Linked DNA regions of Homo sapiens: region 2 is linked to region 1. A link is an interaction called in ENCODE POLR2A ChIA-PET data of the cell type or tissue named here. Cell type or tissue: Panc1. All regions are shown on one strand. Each heading gives the region's core, and the rest is flanking DNA. Links, peaks and the distances in the headings are about the cores only.

Region 1 (9,380 bases), core at 495-8,494:
TGCCCAAGCGGACCAGAAATTGCTGAGAGAAGAGAGGCCAGTTGGGAATGTTTCCTGCCTTTTCCTCATCCACCTTCTAGAGCACCTTTGATCACTCAACTCAATCAAGCATCTTCTCTTCACTCCAGCACTTTTGAATGCTACCCTCCCTGCCACCCCTTTCTTCTGTCATCACTAAAGTCCTCATATCTGGGAAGATTCCTGTCTCTATCACCGCCTCACCACTGGCCTCCTCCTTCTGCCCTTCAGGGACCTCCCTCCCAATCCTCAGCCTCACGTTCCACAGCCCCAGAGGCACTACTGGAATCCTCCCACCTCCTCCCCCACCCACACCCCTCCACCCCTCCTCAAGGATACTATCAACCAAGTTCTCAGGCACAGCGCTCATACATTCTGATGCTTTCCAGGACTCTGGGCTTGACTCTCTCCATAACACATATTCTCGTCATATCCATGCCTATGATTTCAATTTTCCTTATGAGCCAGTGACTTCTGAATCTGTACCTCCAACACAGATGTCCTCCCAGCATCCCAGACACATCCTCCCAACCAGTTCTGGACATGACTACCTGGATATTGTGCAGTCACCTCAATTACACCGTGCTCAACACTGAGTCATTCTCTTTTTCTTCTCCAGGCCTGTTCATCTTGCATTCTCAAATTTAGCAAACTACCAGTGGCTCAGCCACCTAATCCTGACCCTAATTTTCTCCTAACTCCTACATCTAGTCGGTGACCATGTCCTGTTGATTTCACCTCTGACATAACTCGATGGACTCTTCCATTGCAGCCCTTTCCACTTCTAAATTCAAGAACCATCATCTGTTGTTGGTACATAGAATAATCATTCCCTAACTTGCTCTCTGCACTCCCTGACTCTGGTCTAACACTCTCTCAAATGGTGGCTCCAGAGTTATGGCTCTAAAACGCAGCATTGATCATTTTATTCACCTACCTTAAAGTCTGTGTGCAGGAAAAAACCCAAACTCCTTACTAAAATGCTTATTATCTTTCCCTCATCGCCAAAGAAATGCAAATCAAAACCACGATGAGGTAGCATGTCACCCCAATTAAAATCGATTTCATAAAAAAGACAAGGAATAACAGAAGCTGGCAAGAATATGGAGAAAGGGGAACCCTCATACACTCTTGGTGGGAATGTAAATTAGTACAATCTCTATGGAAAACAGTATGGCGGTTCCTCAAAAAGCTAAAAATAGAACTACCATGTGATCCAGCAATCTCACTACTGGGTATATATGCAAAAGAAAGGAAATCAATATATTGAAGAGATACCTGGACTCCCATGTTTATTGCAGCACTACTCACAATAGCCAAAATACTGAATCAACCTAAGTGCTCATCAGCAAATGAATGGATGAAGAAAATGTGTATTATTCATCCATAAAAATGAGCAGGACATGAGATGCTACGTTTGCAGCAACATGGATGGAACTGGAGGTTGTTATGTTAAATGACATAAGCCAGGTACAGAAAGACAAACATCACATGTTTTCACTCATATTTGGAAGCTACAAAAGTGAATCTCATGAAGATGGAGAGTAGAATGATGGTTACCAGAATCCTAGAAATGTAGAGAAGTGGAGAGGTATGAAGAGAGGTTGATTGATGTGTACAAAAATATAGTTAGATAGAAGAAATAAGACCTGGTGTGAACACTATTTTCAAAACAGCTAGAAGAGAATAATTTAAATGTTCCTTGCATAAATAAAACAAATGGTTAAGATAATGAATATCCCAATTACCCTGATTTGAAAATTAAATATTATATGAATGAATCAAAATATCGCATGTGCCCCCAAATACGTGCACTTATTATGTGTCAATTAAAAAAAATAAAAATAAGACCATATCACCTAACCCCTGACAAAAAAAATGAACTCTAAGCCAGACTGCCAGGGATCAAATCCCAGCTCTCTGACTTATTAACTAAGGGATCTTAAGGTCATGTAAGTCTGTGCCTTAGTTTCCCCATCTGTAAATATAAGTAGTGATTGCACATGTATGATGTGTTGGCTGCCATTATTAACTCTCCAGTCTCACTTCTCACCGTTCCTCCACAAGTACCCTATGCTCTGTCCCTAAAATCACCAAGTTCTGTCATGACTGCACACTTAGGTACTTGCTGGCCCATTTGCCCGGAATGCCTGCCTTCCCCCTTGTAAGCCTGGATAACTCTAATTTAAAGCTTAAATATCACTTTCTCTGTGATACCTTCCCTGATTTCTCCTATTCTGGTATATCTGTATCATACCACTCACAGTAAAATCTTATTCTTTAGTCTCTACCCAACCCCCACCTTCCTGACAGGAAGGAACCATGACTTATTCATCTTTGTTTTTCCAGCATTTTGCACAAAACCATATACCTACTAGAATCATGGTAGCTAACAGCATGAATAACTTAAAAGTAGGGAACCTGGGCCTCAAAAATATGAATTGATTAGCTAACTTTTCTCAATACTTTTCCAGGCTTCCACATAATAGCAGTGCCACAGCTAGAAAGAATGACAGGACATAAAAATGCATTGAACTATATAACTAGAATGCAGAGCTGTCAAGGAACCCAACCAAGATCTTTCCACTATACCTGTTGAAACTAACAGAGAGTTTCTAATTCAAGATAGCACACTGCCTTGCAAGACCACATTAAAATGACAATAAAAATATCTAAAAGTCCATCACCATGAAGAAAGTGTGAGTAGTCACCAAGGGACAATAGATTTCAATAAATTTCTGAAAAATAAAAAACAATACTTAAGGAGCTGACAAAAGATGAAACAAGATAGAGGATGCTACAGCCTATAAGACTGATGAGTGGGGGTAGGGGGCAGCTACAGAGGAAGACCTCTGTCCTGAACAGCCCCAGAGAGACTCCCAACTCAGAAATGCCAGGTGCTAGGGTGGGAGTGGGATGAAGGGCTGAAATCAAAGAGATCAATGAAAGTCTATATGTAGAGCAGTCGTCCTCAACTCATCTCCTACCTCCACCATGTACAGAATTCCCAGCAGGCTGGTGTGCTGTAATAACCACCTCCCTACTCCGAACAAACAAAGCACAAGGTTCTTCTCTTTTGGAGGGGTAAAACTGGGAAAAGCTACAGCAGCTGGCGTAGGGCATTTGGAGTTTTCTTGCTAAGGTTCAACTTCCTGCCCACTATCCTTAAAGGAAAGCCTACCTGTTGACAAGCTCCGCTTCCACACACAGATTCACAATCACCTTTTCTTATTGCCTCATTCTCAAATATAACCAAACAACTAAAACCTCATTATACACTTGAGGGAAGCCTATACCGTAAAATAAAAAGACCGATGCAAACAATCAGAAATGGGTAATTCAAAAGGCAGAAGAGAAGGAGATCTCTAACTAATGTACTCAGAGAGATTTGAGACAATGTCACACAAGATAATAACAAAAGACTATTCATCTAAGGAGCAATCTAAGAAAAGAGAAAAAATCATCAGAATGATTGGAAAATAATGTTTGGGAAATTTTCATCAGGGAGAACAAAAGGAAATCTTAATTTTTTTAAAAAATATATAAGACAGGGCTGGGCACGGTGGCTCATGCCTGTAACCCCAGCACTTTGGGAGGCCAAGGCGGGCAGATCACAAGGTCAGGAGTTCAAGACCAGTCTGGCCAATATGGTGAAACCCCATCTCTACTAAAAACACAAAAATAAATTAGCTGGGCATGGTGGCAGACACCTGTAATCCCAGCTCCTCAGGAGGCTGAGGCAGGAAAAGCGCTTGAACCTGGGAGGCGGAGGTTGCAGTGAGCCAAGATCATGCCACTGCACTCCAGCCTGGCGACAGAGCAAGACTCCATCTCAAAAAAAAAAAAAAGTATATATATATATATATATACACACACACACACATATATATATGAGACAAAAAGAACCAACCCAGAAATGTTCATCATCTGACTGGTAAAAGTCCCAAAGGAAAAAGAGAGAATACAGGAAACAGAAGGAGGAGAATTGTTTTTAAAATAGTACCCCAAAATCCCCAAGTTGAAAGACACAAGTCTTTAGACTGAAGGATCAACCAAGTACACTGCACAAGAGAATAGATAGAGGAAGATTGATAGCTAGACAGATAGACAGACATATTATGAAATTTCAAGACCCCCCAAGGATAAAGAGAAAATGCTAAAAGCTTCCCAAAAGGTTTTAAAAAGTTGTCTACAGGAGAACAATAACTAGATCGGTATGAGACCTCTCAACAGAAATCTTAGATTCTAAAAAGCAGTGGAACAAAGGCTTCAAACTCCTGAGAAAAAACACAGTTTCAGCTAAAATTCTATACCTTGCCAAGTATAAAATTAGGACAAAGACATTTTCAGACCTGGAAGGAATGAAAAATTTACTACCTTTTAATGAATATACTTGATGATATAGTCCAGCAAAATAAGACAATTAAAAAAGAAAGGATAAGACACGGGACCCAGAAAGCAATAGATCCAATGCAAGAGGTTAAACTTCCAACCTCCGCCTCCGAGGCTCAAGGGATCCTCCCACCTCAGCCTCCTGAGTAGCTAGAACTACAGGTGCACACCACCACACCCAGCAAGTTTATTTTTGTAGTGATTGAGTCTCACTATGTTGCCCAGGCTGGTCTCGAACTCCTGGGCTCAAGTGAATTCAAAGGAAATTCTAAGGAATTCAAAAAATTGAAAGGAATGTTTAAAGGCATAAACTCAGAAAAAGAGATGATAGGATATCAAGGGTGGGAGAAAGAAAAATAAAAAGATGAAAATATTCCAAAATTGATTGTGGTGATGGATGCACAACTCTCTGAATATACTAAAAGCTACTGAGTTGTACACCTTAAATGAATAAATTGTATGGTCTATAAATTATATGTCAACAAATCTGTCTCAAGAAAAGACAAGAATGTGAGATGAGAAAAAGCAACAAAATTTCAGAAATTGAATGGCAGATGGACGAGTGATAAATAATCAGAGACCCCCCCCAAAAAAACTGAATTCCACGCTCACAGTAGAGAAAGCCTCAATGAAGCATCATTTACACGTTGGATGAAACAAAAGATTTGGAATCCAGGGACCTTGGGAAATAGAAGTGAGAGAGAGGGGAAGATAGGAGGTTGACAAATTAAGAATCAGTGAAACCCTCGAATGCCCTCCTCCACGCCACACAACTGGACAGCTGCCAGTGGTGCTTTTGTCGTCATGTTAATATAAACAGAAACACTGTGTTAACCAGGATATCTGTAACTCTCTGTGAGAAGGATGAGGGGTGGGAAGTGCATATTTGGTATGGTGGGGGCCAAGGCAGTTAGAGGGAAGAAAGTTAAAGCCTCATCTTTTTTTAATGGGAAGTCAATAGTAAATGCCTAAAACTAAGTAATGAAGAAATAACATTGCAAACAAATAATTTAGCAATATGGAAGAAAATATCACGCTGTTTGAAAGTAATGGCCTTCAGGAAGTGAGACAGTGGTGGCAGTTGGAAGGGGGGAGTCAGGAGACTGTCTTTTTTTTTTTTTTTTTTTTAAAAGACAGAGTCTTGCTTTCTCCCAGGCTGGAGTGCAGTGGTGCGATCTCGGCTCACTATAACCTCCGTCTCCCAGGTTCAAGCTATTCTCCTGCCTCAGCCTCCCAAGTAGCTGGGACTACAGGCACGCGCCACCACACCTGGCTCATTTTTGTATCTTTAGTAGAGACAGGATTTCACCATGTTGGCCAGGCTGGTCTCAAACCCCTGACCTCAGGTGATCCGCCCGCCTTGGCCTCCCCAAAGTCCTGGGATTACAGGCATGAGCCACCGTGCCCAGCCTCCGCCTCCTTTTCTAACAGCTTGAGATATAATTTTTTTTAGTATACTGCAGCATGTATTTAATGAAAATATGATGTCAGCAAAGTAGAAGAAAGAACATCAACATTTTTGAGTGTATGTCAACACAGACAATATCTAAAGAAACAAGAATTTTTCTGCATATGTGACTTTGTAGACCAGACAGTAATCTGTGTTATTCTAAGAGCAGTGACTATATGGTTAGTAACTATTGTGATCAATAATTAACGCCACATGTCTATCCATTTAGGGATTATGTGTCTTCTCAAAGCCCTCGCAAATTGCTTTATTTGCCTAATAGGACTGAAATCACATCACATGTTTCACATTGCTGAAAAATGTCCAGCTCTGTATTAAGATATAATTTACATACTGTAAAGTTCACCCATCTAAAGGGTACAACTCAGTGGGTTTTAGTATATTCACAGAGCTGTGCAACCATCACCATAGTCTAGTTTTAGATCATTTCATCATCCCGATAAGAAACCTGATACTGCTGTTTTAATAACAAGCCTTGTAAGGCATGGTAAAATAAAATAAAATAAAAACTAAATTAAAAGAAAGAAACCATTAAGAGTGGTTTCCTCTAGGAAGGAGAACATGGGGTGGTTGGCGATGACATGAGAAATGGAAGTTTTCATTGTTGGCCTTTCTGTAATATTTTCTGCTTCTTTAAAAACCATTTATGTGTGCTGTTTTGATTTTATAATTTTCTTTAAAAGTTATAACAATTCCTTAAACACAAACTTAATGGGAAGTCAGGGATTACATTAGTGGCAGTGTTCGCCAAAGACCTTTGGAAGTTGAAAGTGCTCTGCAGATTTGAGGAACTGTTGTCATTCCAGCATCACAGCAGGGGTGGGGAAGAGATCACACAAGGTCAGCAACTTGGGAACTGGGACATAGCCACATAACACCTGCTGGAAGGTAGCCACCAGCTGGGATGATGGGGCTGTCCCCACAACAAAGGCCCCTTTTTGGAGATCCCTGGGGCTCAGGAGCCAGTGAGTCTGTCTTTGGGGAAGATAAGGCAGAGGGCCAACCCTCACGACCCACGAGTGTGGCATGTCCATGACCAGAGACCAAGGCCAGGCTTGCGACATGAAAAGGTGAGTGTCAATGACCTAAGTATTAATAGAGAACTGCGGCATCATCTCACCCAGAACCATCTCTCCCCACATAGCAGGGTCCACTTTTCTTGAGATTAGGTCCGTTTTATGTTTTACATTTCCCTTCACTTTTCAGAAAAATGGCCCCAAGTGGGACTGCCTTTTTTTAATTCCAAGGAACAGCACCGGCCACATCAGCACTGTTCTCGCCTCTGCCTCCAAGCTCTGTTTCTCATCTGGCTGCTGAGAGAAGTTGCTGTTGCTCTGCCAGCAAAATGTCTCTAGGAAGAAAGGAATGGAAAATATGAGGAAATTTCCTTACAAAATCTCAAAGAATCCTCGCTCAGCATAACCAGTGAGAATTAGCTGCACAATGAACCACATCGGAAAAGGCGATCATAATTCCTCAGTGCCTGATGCCCACCCAGATTTACAGCAGGACCGCTCTTTGTGGATCCACAAAAGGTTTCCACGTTGAGGGAGAGCTTCCCAAATGGGACCGAAGACATGAATCTCATAGGTGAGGACCCTCACTGGGGAGTCCTGATGGAGAGATGGGACCAGCCACCCTGGAACCTGAATAAGGAATTTGAAGACTTGGACTTGGGGCTGGAAATGGTAAGACTGTTCTCAACCTTCGGACCCTGACAGGGCCTGCCCAGTCATGACCATCTCACACTTGTCCCTGGTGTAAGCCCCACCACCACCTGTTCCCAGGCTGTCAGAGGCACAGTCTTTAGGAACCCACCAGGGGTATAACAAATACACCCCAGCAAAGCTTGTCTGTTTTTGTTTCTTTGTTGTTTTATTTTTGTTTTTTTGAGACAGAGACTCACTCTGTCACCCAGGCTGGAGTGCAGTGGCACAATCATGGCTCACTGCAGCCTCCACCTCCTGGGCTCAATCCTCCCACCTCAGCCTCCTGAGTAGCTGAATACAGGCATGCACCACCATGCCTAATTAATTTTTCTTTTTGGCTAACCATCTTTCATTCTTTTAATTTTTTATAGTACTTTCAGTTCTACGGTACATGTGCACAATGTGCAAGTTTGTTACATATGTATACATGTGCCATGTTGGCGTGCTGCACCCATTAACTCATCATTTACATTAGGTATATCTCCTAATGCTATCCCTCCCCCAGCCCCCCACCTCCTGACAGGCCCTGGTGTGTGATGATCCCCTTCCTGTGTCCATGTGTTCTCATTGTTCAGTTCCCAACTATGAGTGAGAACATGCGGTGTTCGGTTTTCTGTCCTTGCAATAGTTTGCTCAGAATGATGGTTTCCAGCTTCATCCATGTCCCTGCAAAGGACATGAACTCATCCTTTTTTATGGTTGCATAGTATTCCACGGTATATATGTGCCACATTTTCTTAATCCAGTCTATTATTGATGGACATTTGGGTTGGTTCCAAGTCTTTGCTATTGTGAATAGTGCCACAATAAACATACGTGTGCATGTGTCTTTATAGTAGCATGATTTATAATCCTTTGGGTATATACCCAGTAATGGGATGGCTGGGTCAAATGGTATTCCTAGTTCTAGATCCTTGAGGAACTGCCACACTGTCTTCCACAATGGTTGAACTAGTTTACACTCCCATCAACAGTGTAAAAGTGTTCCTATTTCTCCATATCCTTTCCAGCACCTGTTGTTTCCTTTTTAATGGTCACCATTCTAACTCATGTGAGATGGTACCTCATTGTGGTTTTGATTTGCATTTCTCTGATGGCCAGTGATGATGAGCATTTCTTCATGTGTCTGTTGGCTGCATAAAAGTCTTCTTTTGAGAAGCGTCTGTTCATATCCTTTGCCTACTTTTTGATGGAGTTGTTTGATTTTTTCTTGTAAATTTGTTTAAATTCTTTGTAGATTCTAGATATTAGCCCTTTGTGAGATGGGTAGATTGCGAACATTTTCTTTCATTCTGTAGGTTGCCTGTTCACTCTGATGGTAGTTTCTTTTGCTGTGCAGAAGCTCTTTAGTTTAATTAGATCCCATCTGTCTATTTTGGCTTTTGTTGCCATTGCTTTTGGTGTTTTAGTCATGAAGTCTTTGCCCATGCCTCTGTCCTGAATGGTATTGCCTAGGTTTTCTTCTAGGGTTTTTACGGTTTTAGGTCTAACATTTAAGTCATGCCTAACTAATTTTTAAGTTTTTTGTAGAGACATGGTCTCACTACATTGCCCAGGCTGGTCTCAAACTCCAGTCTCGAACTCCTGAGCTCAATCAATCCTCCCACCTCTGCCTCCCAAAGTGCTAGGATTATAGGCATGAGCCACTGCACCTGACCTGCATTATTTTTTTAACCAGGACAACTGAGTAAAAGCTCTGTTATGAGAATGGGACATAGGAGAGGTAGATTTTGACTGGGAGGAAAGGAAAACCCAATAAGAGATCTTACATGGAGGGCAGCCCTGATAAGGAA
Region 2 (9,380 bases), core at 436-8,435, 90 kb before region 1:
GTATCAGGGCCCACCAGCAAATCTCACTGGTCATGGATCTAGGACTCACTCTTTCTGGTTGTAAGCAAATCTTTTTTCTCCACCATCTGTCTTTCCCCCACACCTCCAGATCTTAAAATCCTCTTTGGTTTATTGGGAAGTGTAAACCGTTGGAGGCAGTTAATGTTTCCTAAAGGCCTCTTTTTTATTTTCTATTTATTTATTTTTTGAGACAGGTTCTCACTCTGTCACCCAGGCTGGAGTGCAGTTGTGTGATCTCTGCTCACTGCAACCTCGACCTCCCAGGCTCAAGCCATCCTCCCACCTCAACCCCCAAGTAGCTGGGACTACGGGCACGCACCACCACACCCAGCTAATTTTTGTTTTTTTTTTTTTTTTTTTTTTTTTGAGGGACGGATTTCACTATGTTGCCCAGGCCTGTCTTGCACTCCTGATAAAGCAGTCTGCCCACCTCGGCCTCCCAAAGTGCTAAGATTACAGGCATGGGCCACCATGCCCAGCCTGAAGGCCTCTTTTCTATTCTTCTTGGTCCAAATGGCTTTGAATTCACATGATTCAGTTAACACCTTCAATCTTTAGCCATGCCCATAAACATCTGCACTATGCCACTTGTCAGAGAGCACTGGAAAATTATAGCTGAAAAGACTCTAGACATAATCTGTCCCCACTCTCTGATTTCATACTGAGATAGGCAAAGTCCTTGTTCTGCTGAGGTCTGGAAAACAAGGCCCCCAACTCAGGGCTACAGACTCCAGTTTCAAGCTGCAAACAGAACCGAACCAACTCCAAAGCCTCAAGTCAAAGACTCAATAGAGCCAGCTCCCATCACCATCCATACACATACACACACTCACACACACACACACACACAGCCTTACCCCCCTTCCAATAGCAACAAAGATTATTTTCATCATTCGCTGAGTTAATTTGCTAATTTTGGATCAGGGCTTCTCCAACAAATCAAAAGAAGTACCATTTCAGGCAGTGTAGCGAAACGTTATTGGTGGTTACCTTTCCTCAGCTGAGCTAGCTCAAGCTCACCTGAATTGCCACGCATTTCTATTTTGGTTTGCCATGTTTGAAGCAGTGAGATTCTTTTTTTAGGATAAGCCTGCCCTCTGGGGTAATGGATTGAACTCTGGAAAGATGTGGGCAAAATGCAGCTTGCTTGAATAACAGCTGTTTGCTTCTAATTATTTTCTAATGAAGAACATGCAGTGGCGTGCATGCATGTGCAGACAGGAAGGAGCCAAGCAGATTCTCAGCCATGAAGAAGAAAGGGGATTTTCTGTTATGCCGTTCTCAGGAATCTGTACCTTGTGACTAACGCCACATCTTTGGTTACAGCCAGGTTTTTGTTTCTGTAATCTTGGACACTGAGAGAACATTAATTCTGTTTGAAAACTCCGGTTTCTACTTGAGAGCATAGTCCTCTATTGACTGGCGGTTTAGGACTGAATTTGATGAGATAAATAAGTATATGGGCCAATACGTTTAGAAATCTAAAAACATTCCCAACACCCACTTGGAATTAGTATCAATTCAGTGAGTATTCATTGTGCAGCTACTGTGTGCCAGGCACTGTAGGATGTTGAATATACAGAGGCTTTCAAACCCGGCTGAGTGTCAGAATCACCTGAGAGTGATTTAAAAAATACAGATTCCCAGGCCCAGTGACCCAGAATCTCACAAAAGTCCTCCAAAAGCACACTGGCTCTCAGCATTCGCCCATCTTTTCCTATCAAGTGAAACTCCTTTTGTTCACAATGCCTCCCTTCTCTAATTTCACTTCCAGACTCCCTGAGTGATAGGCCTCTGTTGCCCCAATTATCACTTCATCAGTCCTGACTCTTGAGCTTCTTTTTAGTCTCTGTAGTAAAGCACTGGCTCTCAAAGGTGGTCCCTGGAACAGCAGCATCAGCATCACCCAAGAACTTGTTAGAAATGGACATTCTTCGGCCCCACCTAAGATCTACTAAATCAAAAACGCTGGAAGTGGGGCCCAGCCATCTGGGTTTTAACAAGCTGAGTTAAGAAGTTGTCACCAGCTGGGCGCAGTGGCTCATGCCTGTAATCCCAGCATTTTGGGAGGCCGAGGAGGGTGGATCACAAGGTCAGGAGTTTGAGACCAGCCCCGGCCAACATGGTGAAACCCTGTCTCTACTAAAAATACAAAAATTAGCTGGGCGTGGTTGTGGGTGCCTGTAATCCCAGCTACTCAGGAGGCTGAGGCAGGAGAATCATTTGAACCCAGGAGGCAGAGGTTGCAGTGAGCTGAGACTGTGCCATTGCACTCCAGCCTGGGCAACAGGGCAAGACTCTATCTCAAATAAAAAAAGAAAAAAAAAAAAAAAAGAAGAAGAGTTGTCACCAAAGGTCCCAGCCAGCATTCCATAGGAAGTCCTTGGAGGGCAGGAACTGTGGTGCCTGGATTGTTAAAATAGGCAAAGAGGCCATGATTGCACTGCGGTGATTTTTCAGGCATCTCAGCAAGGAGAGCCACATTAATGTTCACACTGGGTCCATTTTTACCACAAACACAACTGCTGAATTAATGTTAAGTGGTTGGGAATCTGAGTGTCTTAGGAGTCAACTAAAAGGCCAGATGGAAATGACCTAGGATGCCGGTGGACTTGAAGAGCTCCTCGGCAGGACTCCCTCGTTAGGACGTGCAGAGCATGAATCCTCCTTTTGCCTGGTGGAACAGCCAATGCCAATGCTTACTCAGCTCCTTCTACTGTAGAGGAAATGCATACATAGCCGTTGGTGTGATTACTCATGTTTATGAGCCTTCTCTCCACTAGATTTGACCCCCCGCAGGCACCAGCTATGCTTTGAATCCCCAGTAAACAGTGTTGTACCTGGCTCATCCCTTATTAAAGAGCTGAGGCATGAACGGTAATTATGAAACCACTCCCCAGAGCATCCTGCCAGTCAAACCACACAGACCATTTTGGCATACTCTATCCAGAAAACTGACATTCTTCATGCCATCTCTCTGAGGAGAGAAGAGAAAAAGAGATTGTTTTAGATGCAACAAGAAGGATAGAAGCACAGGAAGAAATTCAAAAGTAATCATGTGTGCTCTCCGTCCAGAAGTAAGGCAGGCTTGCTTCCAGAATCTCAGGGTTCATCCTATTTTACATGATGTTCGATCCACAATGAGTCCCGTGCTAGCCACAATGCCTAAGGACATTTGCTCAGCCTTGGACAAAACATTTAGCCTTATGTGGTACCATAAACTCTGCTTCCCTTTCCCGAACTCACCGTGGTCCTAATAGGAAACAGAAAGCACACTGAAAAGAGTTGAACTAACAGAGATGTGGGCAAAGCGAAGGGAATCCCCAGGGATGATGGGGCAACCAGGGGCTGGCAACAGCGAGAGCTGTTACACCTGAAGAGCATGTGGGGAAATGGTGTTACTGGGTTCCAGAAAGAGCTGTAGCCCTGCAAAGAGACTACTCGACAGGAACTGTTTCTTTAGTTGACAATCTAAATCCACCTGTTTTTATATGATCTGCAAACAAAGAATGGTTTTTACATTTTTAAAAGGTTATATAAGTACCTATATAATGTTGCCTCTTGCCCTGCAAATCCTTGGCTCTTTACAGACCAAGACCAAAGGGCAGCTAGGTGATCCAGAGGCAGGCTTCCAAGGCATGGAGAAGGCAGGCAGAGAATGGATGGGGGCCGGCAGGTCAGGGAGAGTGACCCATCCACTCGCTGCCTGCCTTGTACCTCTGCTATAAGCAAGGAGAACAACAGCTCTACCTCACACAAAACTGTCAGCAGGTATTGGAAAGACTCATGGCTCCCCAGTGAAAGGAGCCAGAATCGTGTACTTACTGAATTGCATTGCATTAGACCCATTGCTTTACATGAAATGGGGTTTTTGAGAAGCAGGTGAGCACATTTGCCAAGCAAACCCAGAGAGAACACACGGAGGGAAGAAGTCCACAGTGGGCTCTTCTCCACCCACCATCTCCCCGTCTAATTTAAGGCACCAACCACACCAACCACACTTCCCCCCTTCCTCATTCCAGACTCATGATCGGGAAATTTTCCCTGATATTTAGCCTGCATTTTCCTTTGCTTGGTTTTCACCCCCGGATTTACAATACCCCGTGCTTCTCATTAAATTGGAGCTGACCATTTCAGACAAGTGAAGTCATGCCCAGCTATATGGGCAAATTTTCTTAAAAACCAAAAGAAGAAAAAAAAAAGCGCAACAAAATCTATCCTATGCATGGCATGCACACACTCATGAGTGCATGTGTGTCTGTGTGTAGGGAAAGTTTCTGACGTTATCCGTTAAATCCATTAATTTATTTCCTTTGGGGGAAAGCTGGGTCACACTATTTATCATGTATTTCTTTTTTTTTTTTTTTTTTTTTGAGACAGAGTCTCACTCTGTCACCAGGCTGGAGTGCAGTGGCGCAATCTCAGCTCACTACAACCTCCACCTCCCAGGTTCAAGTGATTCTCCTGCCTCAGCCTCCCGAGTAGCTGGGACTACAGGCGGGTGCCACCACATCCAGCTAATTTTTGTATTTTTTTTGGTACAGACTGGGTTTCATCATGTTGGCCAGGATGATCTCAATCTCTTGACCTCTTGATCTGACCGCCTCGGCCGCCCATAGTGCTAGGATTACAGGCATAAGCCACCGCACCTGGCCTACCATGTATTTCAAAGTGTAAAAAGTCAGGTGTCAGTTTATAGTGGCCTTATAAGTTGAACTACTCTCAGAATTCTCAATCTCTGACTGTCTTCCAGCTGGCTAAGGCAGACAAACCAGAAGAAAAGATACAACTGCTGCCTGGCAAAAAAAAAAAAAAAAAAAAAAAAAAAGAGGAAACCCCACCACAAAAGCTGATGACCCAGGGTGCTTTGGGTTTTTTGTTTGTTTGATTTAAAAATAGGGTCTTGTTCTGTCGCCCAGGCTGTAGTGCAGTGGTGCGATCATATAGCTCACTGTAGCATCAACCTAGGTTCAAGGGATTCTCCTACCTCAGTCTCCCAAGTAGCTGGGACTACAGATATAAGCCATCACACCCAGCTAATTTTTTTAATTTTTTGTAAACATGGGGATCTCACTGTGTTGTCCAAGCTGCTCTCAAGTGATCCTCCCACCTCAGCCTCTCAGAGTGTTGGGATTATAGGCATGTGCCACCGTGCCCGGCTCCCTACCTCCAGAATGCTATGAATGCTGGCTGCATAATCATTCCCAGCACAGTCTTATTGCTTAGAAAGAAACCAAAGCTAGAGTTTACATAGAACTTCCACTTTGCCTTTGTGAATTGGCAGGTATTTTCTGTGGCTAAGATACAGTTTGGGAGCATGGAATTGGTAAATTTCTCATTTTATAGTCAAAATTTGTCAACTTCAAATGAAAGAAAGCTATTTATAAATGTCAGCTAATACAATCTGCCAGAGGGCTTGAGGCTTGTGGATAAATCTTTGTCCTAGCTTCACAGAAGCAGTTGGGCATTTTGCCAGGGAGTGAGGACCAGTGTCTTAAGTGCATGCTGTGGAGAGGTTTGTGCATGACAGACATCCAAGTCTGAGATAGATAAAGCGGAGGCAACTCAGAAGGATCCTCTAAGACTTTAGGTGAAGCCCAGAGACTGTTTAGAAGACTCTTCTATGGCACATCTAGCCCCAAAGGGTTGTTATTAACGAGCCCACTACTACTGTCTTTAAATGACAGACTTCTGCCTACATTCAGAAAAATCAAGGTTCCAAGAGCCTTTGTCATGCAGTGCTCATTGAATTTTGAGAGTTATTTTTTATTCTGATTTTGGTTGTAAACACTGTTTTTTCTAAAGCTTACTTCTTGGTTGCAAACACTGTTTTTCTAAAGCTCTTGCATAAAAACTACCTGTTGTAGGAGTAGAAAGAGGTTATAGGTTGTATTGATTGCCTGGATTGTTTTCTATGCCACAGACTGGAGAGTTTAGGTTCATTTGTGGGACAATCAGAACTCAGAATGCTAAGGATACACCTGGAACTAGCTAATCTCGCCTTGGCCAGAAGAGCCCAATGACAGCAGCTCACCCGGATCAAGCATGCCCTGCAAGTCGGGCAGCGCTTTCTATGCACTAATGCCTTTATTATTGATAACAGCCCTTGAAAGTAGAAAGTACTTATCCATCGGTAAATAGACACCCAGATCAGTAGAAACTACAAATGCAAAACCAGAGCACAGAGGGGTTAGGTAACTTACCCAAATTCACACTGGCCAGTAAGATGTTTCATGGTTCATTTTATTGACTGCAGTGCATCCATTTGGGCTCACAGTAAAATTCTTTATTAATCAATAGGAGAGAGGACAGGAACCCTGGAGATGAAAGGCCAATCAGGAAACTATTCCCAGAATGAGTGACAGATGATGAGGGCCTGGGCCCAGGCAGGAGCTGTGGAGGTGGTGGGTCAGGGGTGGATGGGAAGAGGCGGCAGCAGAGCTGCTACAGAGAGAACATTAACGAGACACGGTTGATGTTGGACATGAGCAGGTGGCAGAGAGAAGGGAGGTTAGAATGATTCCTGGTACCCAGTGTGCCCATCTGGAGAGATTGGTGGTGCCATGAATCAAGGCAGGGTGTGCAAAAGGAGGAGCAGGTTTGGGGAGAAGAGTTAGTTCAGTTTATAATGTTTGACTTTTTGATAGCTGTGATGTGATATGATACATCCACATTACAATTAAGATTTAATAGGTAAATAGATACCCAGATCTGGAGCTCAAGAGAGGACTGGGCTGAGTATAGAATTTTTGAGTTGCCGGCAGATAGGTGGAAGTTGGACCCATGAGACTAGATGAGAGCACTCAGCTGAGAGATGAGAATAGAGGTGCCAAATGAAGGCCACCATGTCAGGTGTAGGCAGAGGGGGAGGAGCAGAAGAAGCTGAAAAGGACTTGGCAGAGAGGTCGGAGGGAGCAGGTAGAAGCTCGTGGCACAGAGACTGAGGGAGAGTGTGCAGGGGAGAGGCCCAGCACAGCGGATCTCCCCAAAGAACCAAGCAAAATGAGTGTCAAGGCATTTGGCAGTCGGGATGCCGTGGGTGGCCTTAGCAAGAGCAATTTGGGTGGAGTGATTGGGGCAGAAGGAATAAAAACTGTGGCTTGGGGGTAAGAGGAAAATAGTCTTGGAGAAGCACAGAATAGAAGATGGACAGATGCATGCTTACAAAGTTCAAATTGCTGGATTCCTACACTCTGTATTACATTCTTTTCCATCTCTCTACAGAGCCTCCCAAATGATCATTTTAATGACTTTACTATGATCATAGGTAACATTTAATGAATACCTTTTATGAGGCAAGTACCTAACTTCAATATTTAATTTTAAGTCTTATAGCAAGTCTGTAGAGTAGACAGTATTATCATCTCCACTTTAAATATGAGAAAAGTAAGGCTTAGGGAGATGAAACTACTCATCTAACCCATAGAGCTGGTGAAAAGGAGACCCACAGTACAAACTGGGGCAGGCTGGCTTCAGTCACTTTGTGCTTAAACACTACACTGTAGGGTGATCTGTTGCCACAAAGAAACATCATTTTCTACTCATTCTCCTGGTATTATACATCTAGGTGGTTTCTGGTCTTTTGCTATGCATGTAACTTTAAATTTCTGCTGAGTTAATTAATGTGTTCCTTCAACAGCCCAGTGTTCTTCTTTCTGCCCCATCTCATTGCCCATTTGTCACAGAGTTGGGTGATTAGCACACACAGCTCTGTGGGTGGGCTGATTTACAAACCCAAATGCTGGGAGTCCTCTCCTTCTGAAAACGAAGGGGAAAGAAAAAAGAGGCATTCATCCAGGAAACCCACCTGGTTACATCCTGAAATATAAATGCTTATCCAAAAGAACCTTAAAGGAAAACATTTAGCTGGTGATTGGAACGGCTTAATACAGAAAACCATGCAGCACACAGCAGCAGTTCTATCCAGCATTCTAAAATCATTTCAAAATATTTTTCAAGGCGTTTGTAAATTCCTTGCCAAAATAGATGAGAAACACTACACTTGGCAAGACAAAGTTTAACCCACAAGACAAAGTTAAACCCACAAGAACTCAAACAACAGTTTATAAAGATTAAAGAACACAATTTTATATGTGTATATAATCCACCAGAAAATCATTTCAGAACATGAAATATTTGAGATGCTTCTTAACACTGCCCCTATATAAATGCTTTGTGTCCAGGAACTTAAACTCTTTAGACTCCTCCAGCCTTCCCAGCACTGTCATTCAAAGACCCCTGCAAGATCAGGATTTTCAAACGTTCCTAAGGCTTGGGTAGGAAATACATTTTACATTTTGGCCCAGTTTGTGCACACACAGTCATACACACACCCATACACACTTAACTGAGATAAATTTTTCACAAAATAATGCTTATCCTCACCATGTGCAATTACTATTTTCTCTTCTATTCTATTTCTTAAAAGTTCTGGTCCCATACAAAATTGATTTCATAAGGGCTTAAAGGGTTGCAACCCACAGCTGAGAAACCCTATGTTCTAAAGGATCTAAATTAAAGCGCTTTCACCAGAAGATCTGCATGAGGAAGAATCTGCAATTGGTGTAATAGAAAGCATATGTGATTTGGAATTAGACAGACATGGATTCCAATCTCAACTCTGGTTTATAAACCATCTGCCTTTGGGCAAGTTACTTGATCTCTCTTTGACCCTCCATTTCCTCTCCACAGCCCTCTGGGACTGCTGGGACAATTCAATTAGAGAACACTCATGGAAGCACCTACCACTTAGTTACATTCATTCCTCCAACAAATATATATTGAGCACCAGATGTTGTCCTAAGGGATAGGCAGACAGAAGTGAACAAAACCATCAATACCCCTGCTTTCATGGAGCTGGCATTCCAGGGGGCACAGACAATCAGCAAATTAACATAGAATATATCAGGGAGTGAGAAGGACTGTATTAATTTCCTCTTGTCGCTGTAATGAATTACCAGAAACTTAAAGGTTTAATCAACACGAATCTATTATCTTACAGTTCCAGATGTCATAAGCCCCAAACGGGTCTCACTAGACTAAAATCAAGGTGTTGGCAGAGCTGTTTTCCTTTTGGAGACTCTAGAGGAGAATTTATTTCCTTGTCTTTTATAGATGCTAGAGGCTGCCCACACCCACTGGTTTATGGCCGCCCTCCATTTCCAAAGTCGGCAACATTGGGTTGAGTCCGTCTCACACCTAATCACTGTGACTCTGCTTCTATCCGCACATCTCCTTCTCTGGATTTGACCCTCCTGCCAAAAGCCACCATGGGTCTTCTAGGAAGGACCCATGCAGTTAGACTGAGCCCACCGGATAGTCCAGGATACTCTCCCCATCTCAACATTCTTACCTTAATC

What was found. Peaks named below come from ENCODE experiments on the same cell type or tissue, not always from the same donor. Only the 100,000 strongest peaks of a DNase experiment are listed, where the experiment ranks them.
Region 2: POLR2A ChIA-PET joins it to region 1 with 7 read pairs; 4 of 35 experiments call an interaction of 5 or more read pairs at or near these places.

What each region holds. Positions count from the first base shown.
Region 1 is chr2:69,273,360-69,282,739 of GRCh38, forward strand. No RefSeq gene overlaps it. Among named protein-coding and RNA genes, the nearest start is that of GFPT1, 110 kb to the right of the region's middle. RefSeq lists an enhancer at 6,435-6,936. In Panc1, for the core only: no CTCF peak of the experiment used is centred there; no DNase peak of the experiment used is centred there; H3K27ac peaks cover 1,684 bases.
Region 2 is chr2:69,183,213-69,192,592 of GRCh38, forward strand. All of the region lies in intron 16 of ANTXR1 (ANTXR cell adhesion molecule 1), which reads left to right. Among named protein-coding and RNA genes, the nearest start is that of MIR3126, 84 kb to the left of the region's middle. In Panc1, for the core only: no CTCF peak of the experiment used is centred there; no DNase peak of the experiment used is centred there; H3K27ac peaks cover 4,240 bases.